Regions from separate parts of the Homo sapiens genome. Here region 1 is linked to region 2. A link is a loop called in an ENCODE intact Hi-C map of the cell type or tissue named here. Cell type or tissue: ascending aorta. All regions are shown on one strand. Each heading gives the region's core, and the rest is flanking DNA. Links, peaks and the distances in the headings are about the cores only.

What was found. Peaks named below come from ENCODE experiments on the same cell type or tissue, not always from the same donor. Only the 100,000 strongest peaks of a DNase experiment are listed, where the experiment ranks them.
Region 1: it touches region 2 in a loop (10-fold over the local background); 4 of 110 quality-filtered maps call a loop at or near these places.

The regions. Positions count from the first base shown.
Region 1 is chr7:46,220,054-46,228,395 of GRCh38, reverse strand. No RefSeq gene overlaps it. Among named protein-coding and RNA genes, the nearest start is that of IGFBP3, 300 kb to the right of the region's middle. In ascending aorta, for the core only: no CTCF peak of the experiment used is centred there; no DNase peak of the experiment used is centred there; H3K27ac peaks cover 953 bases.
Region 2 is chr7:46,142,875-46,151,216 of GRCh38, reverse strand. It overlaps the pseudogene ZNF619P1. Among named protein-coding and RNA genes, the nearest start is that of IGFBP3, 230 kb to the right of the region's middle. In ascending aorta, for the core only: no CTCF peak of the experiment used is centred there; DNase peaks (open chromatin) are centred at 4,146 and 5,686; H3K27ac peaks cover 2,019 bases.

The DNA.
Region 1 (8,342 bases), core at 9-8,008, 77 kb before region 2:
ATGTGCAATTATTGCTTTTACGTTTGCTGACAGTGTGGGTGGACTGTAATGGTTGATTTTTTTGTGTCAACTTGGGTAGGTCATGGTGCCTAGATGTTTAGCCAAGCATCAGTCTTGATGTTGCTGTGAAGGTATTTTTTAGATGTGATTAACATTTAAATCAGTAGACTTTGCATAAAGCAAATTGCCCTACATAATGTGGATGGATAGGCCTTTTCAAGTCAGTTGAATCCGTTAAAGGACCCATGAGCAAAGATTGAAATTTCTGAAAGAAGGAATTCTGCTTCCAGACTGCAACATAGAAACCCTCCCTGTTTCTCCAGGCTGCTGGCCTGCCCTGCAGATTTCCAACTTGCCAGCCCCTACAATCACATGAGCTAGTTATTAAAAATAAGCCCCTTACATTGGTTCTGTTTTTCTGGACAACCCCAATTAGTACAGTAGTGCAGGTGGTTTTGTGTGTGTGTGCGTGTGTGTGTGTGGAGTGCCTTTTATTAAAAGAAATTGAGGATTTTGCAGTTAAAAGTAATGGTTAAAAACCTCAATTACTTTTGCACCAATGTAGTAAATGCCTGACAGAGGTCAGGTTCCCTGGAATATAGTCTCTTAGCCAAAGATTTTGAAGAGGAAGTTTATTTGGTGAATGCTGTTGGGATCAACAATCAAGGGGGGGTTGAAGTTGATAGAATTGGGAAAATGCAAGGTTTGTAATGTAATGTGGTCATAAGACAGAAAACTCTGCGTCAAAAAAGGGCCCCAAAGGCACCCTCCATAAAGCAAGGGGGAAGGCCTTTCTATCCCTCACTGTCACTAGTCTTGGTAAATGTGTTCCCCTGGAGAGAAGCAGGGTCTTGGTCTCTTATTGGCTCAGGCAACGCCTAGAGAAGCACTGGCTGGGCTGTCCTTTTTCAGTACTGTTGGCAGTGTGGAGAATGAGTGCCACATCTTAGATGTGGCTCTGGGACGTGCACTTCACCATCCTCTGCAACATTTTAGGATTCCAGAGCTCCAGAGGAGACACAAATGTTGCTGATATTTAGCCATTTAGCAGAAACTTTAAAAAAGATTTTTTTCAAATAATTTTGGACACACCAGATACTTAAAAAGATAGTACAGGGTTCACCTATGTTCCCCTAATGTTAACATTTTGCATAATCACATGCATTTATTGAAATGAAAACATTAACATTAACACAATACTACTAACTAAACTGCCGACTTTATTAATATTTCCCCGGGTGTCCCACAAATGCCCTTTATCTGTTTAGGGCATTTGAGAATATCACATTACAAGTATTTGTTTTCTCAGTCTTTGGAAAGACAAAATGCAACAGACAACTAAGGATGATGTAATTCAGGTCATCGTAACAGGGAGAACATACATCACTGAAGAGTCTGGTGTCTTAAAGGGGCAGGTAGACAGGTTGAGAGTGAGAATATGTGGGCTGGTAGGTAGATTTCTCCATCTTCATGCTTCTGGGGATACAGGGCTCAGGTGAAGCTCAGCAATGTCTGTCTCTCCTTATCTTTCATGACCCTGCATTTTTGAAGAGTACTGGTCAAGTATCTTGTAGGATGTTCCCAATTTGGGTTTGTCTGGTGTTTGCTCATTATTAGACTAGGGTTAGAGATTTTGGAGAGGAGCGACATGCACATGAAATGCCCTACACATCATATCATTAGCAGTACATGGTACCAATAGGTCTTATTCCTGGTGATGATGATCCTGGTCACCTGATTAAGGTGGTGTCTGCTAGGTTTTCTTCACTCTGATGTTACTATGGTTTCCTTCCTTAGGCACTTTTTTAAAATATCAATTGTGTTGCAGGTACCAGGCAGGCTCTGAAGCTTCAGATTATAACAACATCAGCTTGTTGCATCCAAATAATTCATACAGCCCCACAGGGAAACAGACAGGTGTGCAAAGTGGGGGTGAGAAGAGCAATCTCAATGGGGATAGAGTTTTCTCAGCCCTAGATTCCCAATGGAATCCCAGCCTTACAGAGTGGGAAAATTAGTCGTAGGTCTGACCCTTGCATAAAAGGAGTTAGATTTGTATCACAAGAAAAAGAGCAAGAACCATGTCCAGGAAGTCGGGTACATTCCACATTCCTTTTCACCTTTCTACTCTTTAAACAAGCATTCTCTAGGCTGCATCATTATTAGTTTCTAAATATTTGTTCAATCCATTTTTCTTTCCCAATCTCTTACCTTAGTTCTCTCCCTCTCCAGTCCCATCTCTGTAGAACATATGGAATGTTCTTTGTAAAGTATGTCCCCCCCAAACCCCAAATATTCTTCCCAATGTCACCACACAGATTGATCTGGTTCAATTTTTATGTAACAGAGTCATGAGTTGTTTGTCAGTTGCCATGGACCCCCATGTTGAAGGCCACGTAACTGGAGCATTCCCAGAGAAACAAGGCACCAGTGGAACCTAAGTGGTCAGGCAGAGGAGTGGGACTGAATTAAGAAGCCAACAGGGTATACCAGGATCCAGGATCCAATCATATCAAGCCTAGCATCTCTCCATGGCAGAATCCAGTCAGATCATGCCTCCCAGCAAAACCTAATTGCAAGATCCAGTCAGATCGCACCTCATTACCTATGCTTATAAAGCTCCAAACCCAGCTCAGAGAGACAGAGTTGAGCATTTCCTGCTCTCTTCTGTCCAAACAGCAATCAAACTTCCTTGCTGCAAAAACTCAGTGCTTGGGTGTTTGACTTTCCGTTGTGTAGGCAAATTGATCCAGTTTGGTTCGGTGACAGTAAAATCCACTAGACAGAATTCCATCTTCTTGACAAAATGCCTAAGTTCCTCACTCCCTTCCAGCCCCTCAGCCCACTATGCTGATTCTCATCCCCCTCTCTCCACTCCAGCGACTCTGCATTACTACAATTTCCTCTCTGCCAAAGCACCTCACCTCTCAGGCATTCATCGTTTCATTCCTGCCAGTGGCTGCCTTCCACAACCCCTCTTCTCTGGACTTACTCCTATGTATCTTTTAAGACCCTCCATCTGGGCTGCTGAATGGGTCCCCTGGATTCCCTGGGGCACTTCCTCTGCTCCCTCCCTGGGTCATCGTGCCAAGTGCTGGCTGTGGGGATGCGCGCCTCTGTGGCTCACCAATCCTGTGACAGGAAGGACAAGTCACTCAACCTCTCTGCTCTTCAGGTTTCTCATCTAAAACCATAAGGAAAATGATAGCATGTGCTTTTGACAGTGGGTGAAATAATCTGTGCACAGTGCTTAGCAGAGAGCCTGGCACATACTAAACAGTAGTAGCTTATTATTACCCCAGTGTCACTGCTGCCACTGTTGTTAGTTTCTGTGACAGGCTCCCACACTGGGCTGTGGAATCCCATAGGGCAGTACCTATGCCAGTATCTTCTTTGAATTCCATGAAAAAACACAGTTCCCACTACATGTTGGCTTTCAATAAATATGTAAGGAAGAAAGATGAAAGAAAGAAAAAAAGTTAAATCCATATTCTTTTTGTAACACTTTCAAACCAATGTTTCTTATATGCCTAGTACTGTATGTATACTCATACAATCAATTTCTTGTAAAAATGCAAATCACTAATAATCAGTGTTGATCAACACTAAAAATATTCAGATAGGTCCAACCTAAAATATTACCAGATTTAAGGGAAAGAATCTGAATAGAAATAATTGCTAAACTCTGTTTTCCTTTAACAATGTCTTTCCATAAACATTTATTTTAAAAATAATGAGGCAGTGGAAGAACTTCTGAACGGAAAAAGCTCCGCTAAGCCAGAAATGCCAAAAGATTTCTAAATTCTAGAGCTTCTCCCAAGAAATGCCTTAATCACTGTGAAATAAGTTCTTGGAAAATGCCTAATATCCATCCAGACGCATTCCTTGATGCTAAGAATGACTTCAGGTTCCCGTCTGACCTTTAGTTTAGGGTTCCCTATAGAGAACAGCTGCACAATGATCCCTAAGTTGTCAACCAGATGAGCAGGTTGTTGGGATCAGTGTCACCCACGTCCTGCTGGTCAGTGAGCCCAGTGTGGGGAAAGTGGGCTCAAAGAGTCATTCATCACAGGGCTCAGGTCTTTGCTAAAAGATATTTTGCTTTGCAGAAAAATTCACTTCATAATACAATTAAGTAAGAAATTACATAGTACATTTAAAATATATTTTAGCTTTTGTGTGTTTGATTTCTGCAGAAAATGTTGGAGTTGGGGATTTCCAATTCAACCCTATCAATATCTTTTTTCTTTATAGCTTCTAAAAAATGGGATACATATGCAGAACATGCAGGTTTGTTACATAGGTATACGAGTGCCGTGGTGGTTTGCTGTACCTATTGACCCGTCCTCTAAGTTCCCTCCCCTCACCCCCCACCCCTCAACAGGCCCTGATGGTTGTTCCCCTCTCTGTGTCCATGTGTTTCCAATGTTCAGCTCCCAATTATGAGTGAAAACATGCAGTGTTTGATTTTCTGTTCCTGTGTTAGTTTGCTGAGGATGATGGCTTCTAGCTTCATCCATGTCCCTGCAAAGCACATGATCTCATTCCTTTTTATGGCTGCATAGTATTCCGTGGTGTACTTGTACCACATTTTCTTTATCCAGTCTATCATTGATGGGCATTTGGGTTGGTTCCATGTCTTTGCTATTGCAAATAGTGCTGCGATAAACATACGTGTGCATGTATCTTTATAGTAGAATGATTTCTATTCCTTTGGGTATATACCCAGTAATGGCATTACTGAGTCAAATGGTATTTCTGGTTCTAGATCCTTGAGGAATAGCCACGCTGTCTTCCACAATCAACCCTATCAATATTTACTAAGTAGTTACCAACAACATCATACTCGCCACATTATCCCTCACTTTAACAACAATTTTCTCTAGCGTCGAAGTATTAACATGGTACCAATATTTTCCACCATTATTTTTGCTTTCTTCTATCATCAACCCCTTGAAAGAATTGTTTATAGCATCTGCGTCTAATATTTGTCCTTCCTTTCTTCCATTCCATCATTCCAGGTGTCCTTCCTTTCAGTGAAAATGTTCTCATCAGGGTCACTAATAAATTTCACTTGATCAAAACTCATGGGAAATTTGCAATGTTCACTATACAGGCCTTTCAGCAGCATTTGACACAGACTTTGTCATCACTTTTTTAGAAAAGGCTCTGTGGGCTCAGCTGTCATCGCATCACTCCCTCTGGCTTTCCTCCTGTGTTGTTCCTTCTTCTCCCCAGTTCCCAGAAAAGTTCCGGCTCAGTCTGATTCTCCCATTCTCACTGCACTCACTGCTCTGAAGCTGCACTATGTGCTGATAGCTTCCTAATGTTTACATCTCCTGTCCCAACATTTCTTCTGCATGGTATTAGCATGCACAACTGCCTCTCGACCTCCATGCATTTGAATACCAGCTATTCAGCCTTGACATCCCCCAAACTGAACACTTGTTTGCCCAAACCCCTCAAGTGTGTTCCTACCTCCAGGTCCTGAGACCATAAATGGCTTTCCCCAGTTGATGATATTGAGAGCTTTGGATCCTCAGGACTCCTCTTCTTCTCTAGTTCCTGATGCTGTCAGCCACTGCCGCCATCAACCTCCTAGTAGGACCCGTCTTCACTCCCTGGGTAACTGCAAGTTACTGGGTCTGGGCTCCCATGCCCATCTTTCCCCTCAACTCACTTCACAACAACGACTGCTTAATGGTTTTTCATCATCATTTGGAACAAAACCTAGCTTGGTCATTTGTGTCTTTTAAAACATTTCTAGTCCAGATGCCGTAGCTCACGCCTGTAATCCCAGCACTTTGGGAGGCCGAGGCGAGCAAATCGCCTGAGGTCAGGAGTTCAAGAACAGCCTGGCCAACATAGTGAAACCCCACCTCGACTAAAAATACCAAAAAAAAAAAAAAAATAGCTAGTCATGGTGGCGGGCACCTGTAATCTCAGCTACTCAGGAGGCTGAGGCGTGACAATCGCTTGAACCCCGGGGGCGGAGGTTTCATTGAGCCCAGACAGTGCCATTGCACTTCAGCCTATAGGCGCCTGCCACCATGCCCGGCTAATTTTTGTATTTTTTAGTAGAGACGGGGTTTCACCATGTTGGTCAGGCTCGTCGCAAACTCCTGACCTCAGGTGAAAAAAAAATTCTCTATTTTAACGCTAGTGTGTCAAATTTATTGACATAAAGTTTTCCCAGTATTCCCTATTTTCCTTTCTGTCTGTAGGATCTCTGTAGGTGCCCCTTTTTCATCCTCTCTCCTCCCTCCTCTCTTCCATGTCCCCTGCCCCTACTTCCTCTCAGCTAGATATTTATCAATTTTATTCATCTTTTCAAAGAATCATCTTTTGGTTTCTCTGAACTTCTCCAGTGGCTGTTGTTAAATAAAGTGGGTTCTTACTGAGGGGAGGGGGATTCTGCTTTTCACGATCCCCCAAGGGGTGGCCCAGAGCACCTGTCCTCCAGTGCTCTGTCCGTGGCTGAGCGTCTGACCATTGCCCTTGCTCAGCACACGTATTTGCAGCTCCACCTATTTATCTTGGTCACTCCATGAAAATCACCGTGCAAATTTTATTATGTGAAAAAATAAATAAGAAAAGACTTTTCAGCCAGTAAAACACAACTAAATATCAAGGGCGATCGTGCCCCGCACACTGGAAAGCCTCTTTTCAGTCATTTCCTAGACACTCTTCAAGACTCATTTCAAATGTCACCCCATCTACCTGCCCTTCCCAGATTCGAGCAATCAAAGGTGATTTTTATCCTCCTTGGAATTGATAGGGTCTCCGGATTTTGAGTCTCTAGATGGTGCTTTGATATTCTGCAGCCCTGCTTCATGTCCCTGATAGGTTGGGCGTGGTCTGAAAGCAGATCATTTTCATAGGAGTAGGTTAACTTGCCCGGCACATGCCAGGTTGCAAAAAAGAACAAAGGGAAGAAAAAAATAAATCAGTCATCAATCTATCAAAGCTTTCTCAGCTTTGTCACCTACAATCTCTGCAACCCTGAGCACACTCATCAAACTTTTTGTGCCTCAGTCTCCTCGTTTGCTAAATAAAGTCACCTGTACCCACTGGCAAGGTGGTCAAGAGGACTATAAATTAAGATTAGAAAGCCCAGTGCTGGTCTGATAGGGAGTTGGCATTCCAACAATGGAGCTCTGCTTTAATAAACCACAATAACCCACAATTTGACTACACTCATTGAGTTAAAACAGTATTCCTAGGAACATAGTTTCCTCCAATCATGCTGCTCCGTCCAGTCCAGCTGTTCCCGTTAGCTGCCTGAGTCAGCGTTAGAGGTTTGGATACAGCACAGAAACCTGGGTTCTGGAGTGAGAACCCTGGGTTGGAATTACAACTTGGTCTCCCTCTTTCTGGAATGATACTTACAGGAAAATTAAGATGATGAACACTTCTTTGCCGTGTTCCCAGCACTTTCTCCCTCTTGTCTTCTGAGAGCTTATATACCTGTAGGCCCATGTTTGAAGCTCTGCCTCCAACCCACCTGGGCTTCCTCCCCTCTTCCCTCCCACCTCAGGGATGGCTCCCTTGTCCTCTACAAAGCAGACTCCAACCTGGAGACAGGCTTCCTGCAGACTCGTTGGCTGTATGTATAAGGAATTCATGTAGGTGACCTCAAGGGCTTGGGTTTAGAAACATTTGTGAGGGCACCCCTGGCATGGAGGTTTTACCAGCCCTGCAGGAACTGACCTTGGAGAGTGGGAGGGGGTGCAGGACCATCACTCAGGACCCTGGGTGGCTCCAGGGCTTTTGCTTGTCTTTTCAGTACAGGAGTCTGTAATGCCTTAACCAAGTTACTCCCCACTAACAATGCTTAATGACTTCCTCAGTCCTTATTTCTATTTTTGATTCTTACTAATTTTCCAGAGAGAGAGAGAGACTAATTGACCGAATTTCTGCCATCTGTACATAGGCAGAGGTCCAATTATCTGTGTGTGTACGTGGTGTAGAACAAGACCGCAGCCTCATAATAAACCTGCCTGGACACAAAAGTCCTCATGCCCTACTCACAGTCAGCTTCCCTAGGTTGAAATGAGACACAGGAATGTGCCACGTTGGCTCTGCCTCCACCTGAGGCCTGCAGGCTGGGAGTGAGACACGTTGTGCAGTGAGTCAGTGCAACTGCAGTGTCATAAACACTCCCAATATACGGAAACATTGCATGACAGGCTAGGGGACACCCAGTATTCACGCTGGATCTGAATTCATTATGGTTACAGTGGTGAATAATTTATCAATGACTTAATTCATTTATTCATTCCACAACAACTTATTGAGCTCCTACTACAAGTCAGGCAAAGTAATATGTGCTGAGGATATTA
Region 2 (8,342 bases), core at 225-8,224:
GGGAAAAATATCAATCTACACTCAAACTCTTGAAAATTGGTTTCTGCCAAAAGGCCCATAATTCTTTTAAATGCCTTTTCCTCACCCCAGTGATTTCTTCATTTCTCTGCTTTTTAGACTCCTCTATCTCATGAGCCCAGAAAAAAGTCACTGCTCTTTGTGTTAGATATCAACATGACTTAGAACCATTGAGTTAGAATCTGGTCATCCCATATTCCATGTGGCAATGACACATACTATAGATTGAATCCACCTGGATAATTTCCTGTAATTCTTTAGTCTGGAGACATCTTGTTCACCACAGCCACCTCCCACTCATTTTCACACCCATCATCACAAGCTTTTCTTGTTAACAGAACTTCCAAGTTGCACCCACCTGTCCCCACACATGCATAGAATTCCTTCTCCTAAAATGGCCCTATTTTAAGGAATCTAAAATATTTCTTTAAAAAATCATGAGACAAATAAATTCCTTCTTCTACAATGGAAATAAAGGAGAATCAAATATATACAAATCTTGTCTTTGTGGATTTACAGTAGGGAATGTAAGGCACAAGCACAAAAGCACTGAGCTGAGGCAGAAGGTAATGGTTAGCTTATAGAGTAAGCAAAAAAAATGATTCTGAAAACACTATACATGTACACTACAACTGAACAATTAAGTAAATGAATGGCAGGTGGTAAGAGCCAGGTTTCTCACTGTGGGAGAGGCAACAAGCAAGAGAGGAGGCTCTAATGACCCATATGGTAGTGGATTAGTCTTGGAAACATCACTGTGAACTCATGTTTATCTTGATGTAGAGATAGGCACACACAGAAATGTGTACACATGCAGGTTGGTATGCATATGTATTTTCTTGCTCTGTCAGGTCAAAGTGCCTGCAAGCAACTATACCCCAGCACCAGCAAGCACAGGCACCCAGATCTTGGTGTCTAACATCATTCTCTCATGAAAGGAGCCAGGGGTTCTCAGAAAAATTGCTGATTCTAGGACTGGAACAGGAAGTATACGAGATGATCCCGAAGTATCTTACTGTGCCAAAAAGCGAGCAAGTGCTGAAAATAAAACCCAAAACAAACATGTTGGGGGCATGTCAAAGGAACACAGAAACCAACTGGAAAAGGTCTCAATGGCCAAAACTGAAACAATTTGAAAAACAAAAAGTAACATTGGATGATAATTCAAAATATGAAATAAATAAACATGAGTCCATACTGATCAAAATAAAACATTGAATAAATAAATAAATGGGGGTGAAGAGAAAAATGTCCTAGGCGGGAGCATTCCGAATAATTTATGTAGAAACTCTGGCCTCTAGAAGATGGAGTAAACTCTTCACCCCTTAAGTGTTGATTGTTGATAGTGTCTTCCATCCAAAGAGTACAGTATGAAAAGAAAACAAGTAACTTGACAGTAGAGAAATATCACCAACATAACCTCAGCCAGAGATCAGGGTCAACATTAACAGGGCGAAGTCATGCTGACAGTGCTTACCCTTGACAGGATGTGATGAAAATGGCCCTCTATCTCTGTGGCCTTCCTCCCAAGAACCTATAACCCCAGTCTGTTGATGAGAAAGACATTAGACAAATAACAGTTAGGGGACATTATACAAAACACCTAACCAGTCCTCCTCAAACTGTCAAGATCATCAAAAGCAACAAAATTCTGAGAAACTGTCACAGCCAAGAGGAGCTGGAGGAGACATAACGACTAAATGCCATGCAATATCCACAGTGGGATCCTGGATCAGAAAAAGAACATAAGGTAAAAATTAAGGAAATCTGAATAAAGTATGGACTTTAGTTAATAATAGTGTTGCAACGTTGATTCATTAATTGTGAAAAATGTACCATACTAATATAAGGTGTTAAACAGGTATATGGGAACTCTCTGCACTATCTTTGCAATTTTTCTATAAAATAGAATGAACCAAATGCCCATCAATCAATGAGTGGATAAAGAAACTGTGATATATATATATATGTGTGTGTGTGTATATACACAATGGAATACTATGCAGCCATAAAAAGAATGAATTAACAGCATTTGCAGTGACCTGGATGAGATTGGAGACTATTATTCTACATGAAGTAACTCAGGAATGGAAAACCAAACATTGTATGTTCTCACTGATATATGGGAGCTAAGCTATGAGGACACAAAGGCATAAAAATAATACAATGGACTTTGGGAATTTGGGGGGGAAGAGTAGGAGGGGAGTGAGGAATAAAAGACTACAAATATGGTGCAGTGTATACTGCTCACATGATGGGTGCACCAAAATCTCACAAGTCACCACTAAATAACTTACTCATATAACCAAATACCACCTGTACCCCAGTAACTTATGGAAAATTTTTTAAATTATAAATTAAAATTAGAAATCATAAAATTTATCTTTATAAATAAAAATTATATAAATTAAATTAATATAAATTATAACATGATTGTTATAAAGAAATAAATTTTTCTATAAAATAAAATTATTCTAAAATAGTCTATTTAAAAACAAGTAAATAGAAAGAGAAATGGAGATTCAGAGGGAAGAGAAGTGAAGAAGCATTTTTATGTCTATCTACGCATTTGATCCTCCTGGCAAGAGTGCTGTTCCTATTTTAACTATGAAAAAATTCAGTAAAATTCAGCTACTTATCCAATGTCACAGAGAAAATTCCAGTTGATATAAATATTTGGATGTTTATTCTGTACTATTTGGTATACTTTTCTATATCTGGATATCCTTACCAATAAAAGCAATCACTGCTGACTTAAAAAAATAACAGCAGAAAAATCATGGGAGGAATAAAAGATATCAAATCTCCATTTAGCAATACATCCCTATAACTTGCCTGGTACTTGAGAGCTTTCCAGATGCTTGCACCAAAAGGAACTATCAACAGAGTAAACAGACAACCTACAGAATGGAAGAAAACATTTGCAAATTACACATCCAACAAAGATCTAATACCCAGAATCTATAACAAGCTTTAACAAGTCAACACACACACAAAAAAACCTCATTATAAAATGGGCAAAGGACATGAACAGACACTTCTCAAATGAAGACATACACTCAGCCAACAAGCAGATGAAAAAATACTCAACATCATTAATCATTAGAGAAATGCAAATTAAAAACCACAATGAGATATCATCTCACACCAGTCAGAATGGCTACTATTAAAAGTTCAAAAAACAACAGATTCTGGTAAGGTTGCAGAGAATACGGCTCGTTTATACACTGCTGGTGGGAATGTAAAGTAGTTCAGCCACCATGGAAAGCAGTTTGGAGATTTCTCAAGGAACTTAAGACAGAAATACCCTTCAGCCTAGCCATCCCATTTTGCGTATATACCCAAAGAGATATAGATCATTCCACGGCAAAGACATATGCGTGCATATGTTGATCACAGCACTATTTACAATAGCAAAGACATGGAATCAGCCTAGATGCCCATCAGTAGTGGACTGAATAAAGAAAATGAGGTACATATATACCATGGAATACTACACAGCTATAAAATAACAAAATTATGTCCTTTCAGGATAATGGCTGCAAGCCTAAGCAAATTAAGACAGAAACAGAAAACCAAATACCACATATTCTCACTTATAAGTGGGAACTAAACATAGAGCACACATGGACATAAAGAAGGGAACAATAGACACCAAGCATACTTTTCTAGGTGGTGAAAATTTTCTGCATCTTGGCTATGCAATTGTATTCATTTCTCAAAACTCATTAAAATATGCACTTAAAAGTTGGCTTTTTAAAGTATAAATTCCTAAACCTGACCAAAATACATTTGCAATAAACATCTCCCCGTGCCCTGCCCCACAGACATAATATCATGCTGTTATAATAATAGTGTATATACAATTTTTTGAGAACTCTCTTCCCACTGGATATACTTTTTGAATAGCTTTCCCTGTTGCTGCACTATTCTGAGTCTGAGATGCTGCCATCCAGGATGGTCCTAGGCTCCAGCCACTGGAGGGAAAACAGCTAATCCAGTGAGATCCAACACGTGATAAGACCAGCATCCTGAGTGTGCTTTCCGGTGTTGTGAAATTAATTGACGTGTCACCAGTCCCAAATTCACATTTTCTCCGTGAGGCATCTGGGGGATGCAATCGTGTCAGAGAGCTGTGAGGCATCAGAAGTGAGGCTGGCACAGACTCCTCTCAGCAGGCCAGGGGTGCATCGCTCCTCCCCTTTTCTCGGGCACTTCCCAGCGTGAAGCTGCTGACTCCATGCCATGTGTACTTTTAGAAATGAAATGCCCCAGCCCACTTCACTCTTGGCATCTATGGATTGGAGTGAACACTGAAGTTAACAGACATCTGAATAAGAATAGAAAAGAAATCCAAACAGAAAAACCACATTCCCTTCCAGTCTAGTTAAAGCCATAATTTTAAATTAATCACTCACATTCTGTTCAGAGGTTATTTTCTTGGTCTATGACATAGTCACCCAGGATACTCATAACTGGTAATAAAAATTATGAGGGCAATTAAAAATACCAAGACTCCGGTTCCGCACAATGAGCCTTGCCCCTGACCAACCAAATGGCTCATCATCCATCCCGAGGGCAACCACTGGGTGCCTTCTCTGATGGCCTCTTCCAGAAGGCTTCTCCAATTACAATGGTCTGTGACTTGTGATGACACAATCTCCTAAAACCCCAAATCTTCTACAAACTCTTCCAACTCCAGTAACCCCCAAAGCAGGGCAAACTAAATAGATAGTCCATTTCCTTCCCAGGGGATAGAGTCAGAGTCATTAAAAGTGGTCTTTAATGTGAGAAATTGAAAAGGAGTTGGGAAAGTGATAATAACTTCTGCAAGACCAGGAAAGTGTCATTAAAGACATGATGGGAAACCAGTGAGAACCCTGCTCACTTTGGGCCATTATTGATGGGTAATGAAAACATAAAGGAGTTCATAGGGAGTGAGACAAAGCTTTCAGGCTATGAGGAGTGACTTCCAGAGGAAGCAAGGTCCTGAAGGAGATGTACTCAAAAGAAAAGAATAGCATAAAAGGGGCATAGAGGGAGAAGGGGCACTAGAGGTGGGGAGGAGGGGAGAGGGTCACAACTGGGGCAGACCACAAGCATTGGCAAGAAGGGGAGGGGGACAGAAAAGAGCAGCCCAGAACCATGGGTGCCTTTCTTCCCGTTGTGCAATTTTTTTTTTTTTTTTGAGACCGAGTCTCACTCTGTCACCCAAGCTGGAGTGCAGTGGTGCGATCTCGGCTCACTGCAATATCCGCCCCCGGGGTGCAAGTGATTCTCCTGCTTCAGCCTCCCCTCCCGAGTAGCTGGGATTACAGGCGCCTGCCACCGTGCCCCACTAATTTTTATATTTCTTGTAGAGATGGAGTTTCACCATCTTGGCCAGGCTGGTCTTGAACTCCTGACCTTGTGATTCCCCCACCTCGGCCTCCCAAAGTGCAATTTTTGATGCTGAGTAAAACTGAAAGCTGTGCCCCATTGGAAGGCTGTTGTCCCACACACCTTACACTCATAAAGTTTCTCCCCAGTGCAAACTCTGATGCAGAACCTAGATGATTTTTCAACTGGATGCTTTCTCACATTCCTGGCATTCATGAAATTCTCCCCCAGTGTGTGTTCCTTGCTGCACTGTGAAGCAAGAGACACAGGGAGCCTTTGCCAGCATTCCCCAAGTTCACAGACGGTTTCCCAGCATGGAATCTCTGGTGCTGAAGAATTACCCACCTCTGGCAGAAGGCCCTGCATGCTCTTTACATTCATAACATTTCTCTCCCTGTAGACTCTGTGATGCTGAATCAGGACAGAGGAAGACTAAAACTACACCCACACCCTTTACATTTGTAGGGTTTCTCCTTAGTGTGAATGCACACTCATGAACCGAAAAGCATGTTCATATTCCTTACATTCAAAGGGTTTCTCCCCAGTGTGGGTTCTCTGATGCTGAATAAGTGTTCCATTATATCTGAAGGTTTTCCCCAAGTCCCCACATTTCTAGGGCTTCTCTCCATTATGAAGTTTCTGATGTTGCAGAAGGAAGGACTTTCTTTCCTCCTTTCTTTCCTCCTTCCCAATGCCCAGTGAAGGCATTGTCTACATGCTTGATGTGAGCAGGGCTTCTTCCCAGTGTGGATTTTCTGGTGCCATGACTATTTCAACCCATATCTGAAGCCTTTCCCATCTTCTTTCCACTGTAGACCTTCTCATGAGCAGGGATCCTGTGGTGCTTGTGAAGATCTGAATGTCAGTTGAAATATTTGCTACATATATGGAACAACTGCATCCTAGCAATGCTCTGAATTGCAATGAGGTGTGTGCTGACTTCACTTTTTCCCAATTTCTTGGCTATCTCCTCTTTAGATGGTGGAGGGTTATAACCTTGGGCTGTCAAAACCCTAAATTCTCTGCTCTTTAATTTTGTTTTCTTCCCTGTGTCGTACAGCTGCAGCTTCTCTGAACCGTCCCTGAGGTCAGAGTCCTGGGGAACATCAGCAATGCTGCCCTGGACATCTGACACTCAGGATCCTCTGAAATGTTCAGCTTTGGATCTGGTTCCCACTCCTGGTCTTGGTTTTTCCACCTATGCAGCATCTCTCGGAGCCTCTTCATCCATGGGTGCCCAAGGATCAATGCTTTTTTTTTTTTTCTTTTTTTGTCTTTAGTTTTCTAAAGTTCAATTATGATGTGTTTTGTTTTGTAATTATTTAGGCTTATCTTGTTTGGAGAACACTCGGCTTTTTTAAAGTGTTGCTCTACATTCTTTGTCAAATCTGAGACATTTTCAGCCTTTGTTTCTTCAGTTAGTTTCTCAGCCCCACCCTTTTATTGCCCTCCCTCTGGGACTCTGATGGTACAAATGTTAGATCTGTGTTACTGTCTCACAGTTTTCTCACTGTTGTTTGTATTAGGTAATTATATTGCTCCATCTTCAAGTTCACTGATTCTTTCTTTTATATTCATCCTGTTAACAAGCCTATACAGTAAGTTTTAAATTTCAGTCATTGTATTTTTCAGTTCTATCATTTCCTTTCAGTTCTCTTTCACAGTTTCTTTTCTTTGATTCCACTTTCTATTTTTTTTCATTTGTTTCAGGAGTATTTGTAATTGCCTACTGCAATCTTTAGCAAAAAGAGCAAAGCTGAAGCTGAAGGCATCACACTACCAGACTTCAAAATACACTGTTGGGGTTCAGAAAACAGTAGCCCAAAATGAAAGCCTCAGAATCAGCCTCAGAAACAAAAGATTTTCTTTGACTTTTCATGCCTTCCTGTCTCTCAGTCCCATTCTCCCCTGAGGCTTGCCATAGAAACTAGAATTCCCATTCTGTAAGGTGGCTCATAGAAACCAGAATCTCTTTTCCCCAAAGACAGTCATAAAACCTAAAAATAGTACTCTAATTTTTTCTCCACCTTTCTATGTAAAAACTGGCCATGTAAAAAAATAACTTAAAAAGAAAAAAAGTTACCTGATCTACCTTGCTTGACTATAGGTCATAAGACCCCCCCATTCCAGAGAGGGTCCTGCTTTACACCCAGAAGGAAGGAATGCCACTCAGAGAGGCCAAGAGAAATATTGACAGACAGGCCTTGTTGGGTTTCCCCACTCCATCTATTAGCATTAGATCATGTCCTTTTTTGTCCAGTCGTATTTCTTCAAAACTGTTCGTACTTTGTTGAACCTAAGCACAAAAGTGGACAATTTCCCCTGAATCTTTGGGTCTTCATTCTGAAGGTCTCTGTGTACACATGTTAAATAAATGTGTATGCCTTTATTAATCTATATTTTGCAAGTTGATTTTCCAATGAATCTTCTGAGGGCAAAGGGGGAAATCTCCCCTTGGTCCCTGCAATACTGCAAAGCTATCATAGTCAAAACAATACGACACCTGCATAAAAACAGACACATAGACCAATAGAGTAGAATAGAGAGTCCAGAAAGGAATCCACACACCTAGAGCTAACTAATTTTTAACAAAGGTGAGGAAAAAACAGTCTCTTTAATAAATGCTGCTGAAAAAAACTGGATATCCACATGCAAAAGAATGAAACTAGACCCTGTCTTTCACTATTTAAAAAAAATCAACTCTTGTAAATTTGTTTGAGTTCATTGTAGATTCTGGATATTAGCCCTTTGTCAGATGAGTAGGTTGTGAAAATTTTCTCCCATTTTGTAGGTTGCCTGTTCACTCTGATGGTAGTTTCTTTTGCTGTGCAGAAGTTCTTTAGTTTAATTAGATCCCATTTGTCAATTTTGGCTTTTGTTGCCATTGCTTTTGGTGTTTTAGACATGAAGTCCTTGCCCATGCCTATGTCCTGAATGGTAATGCC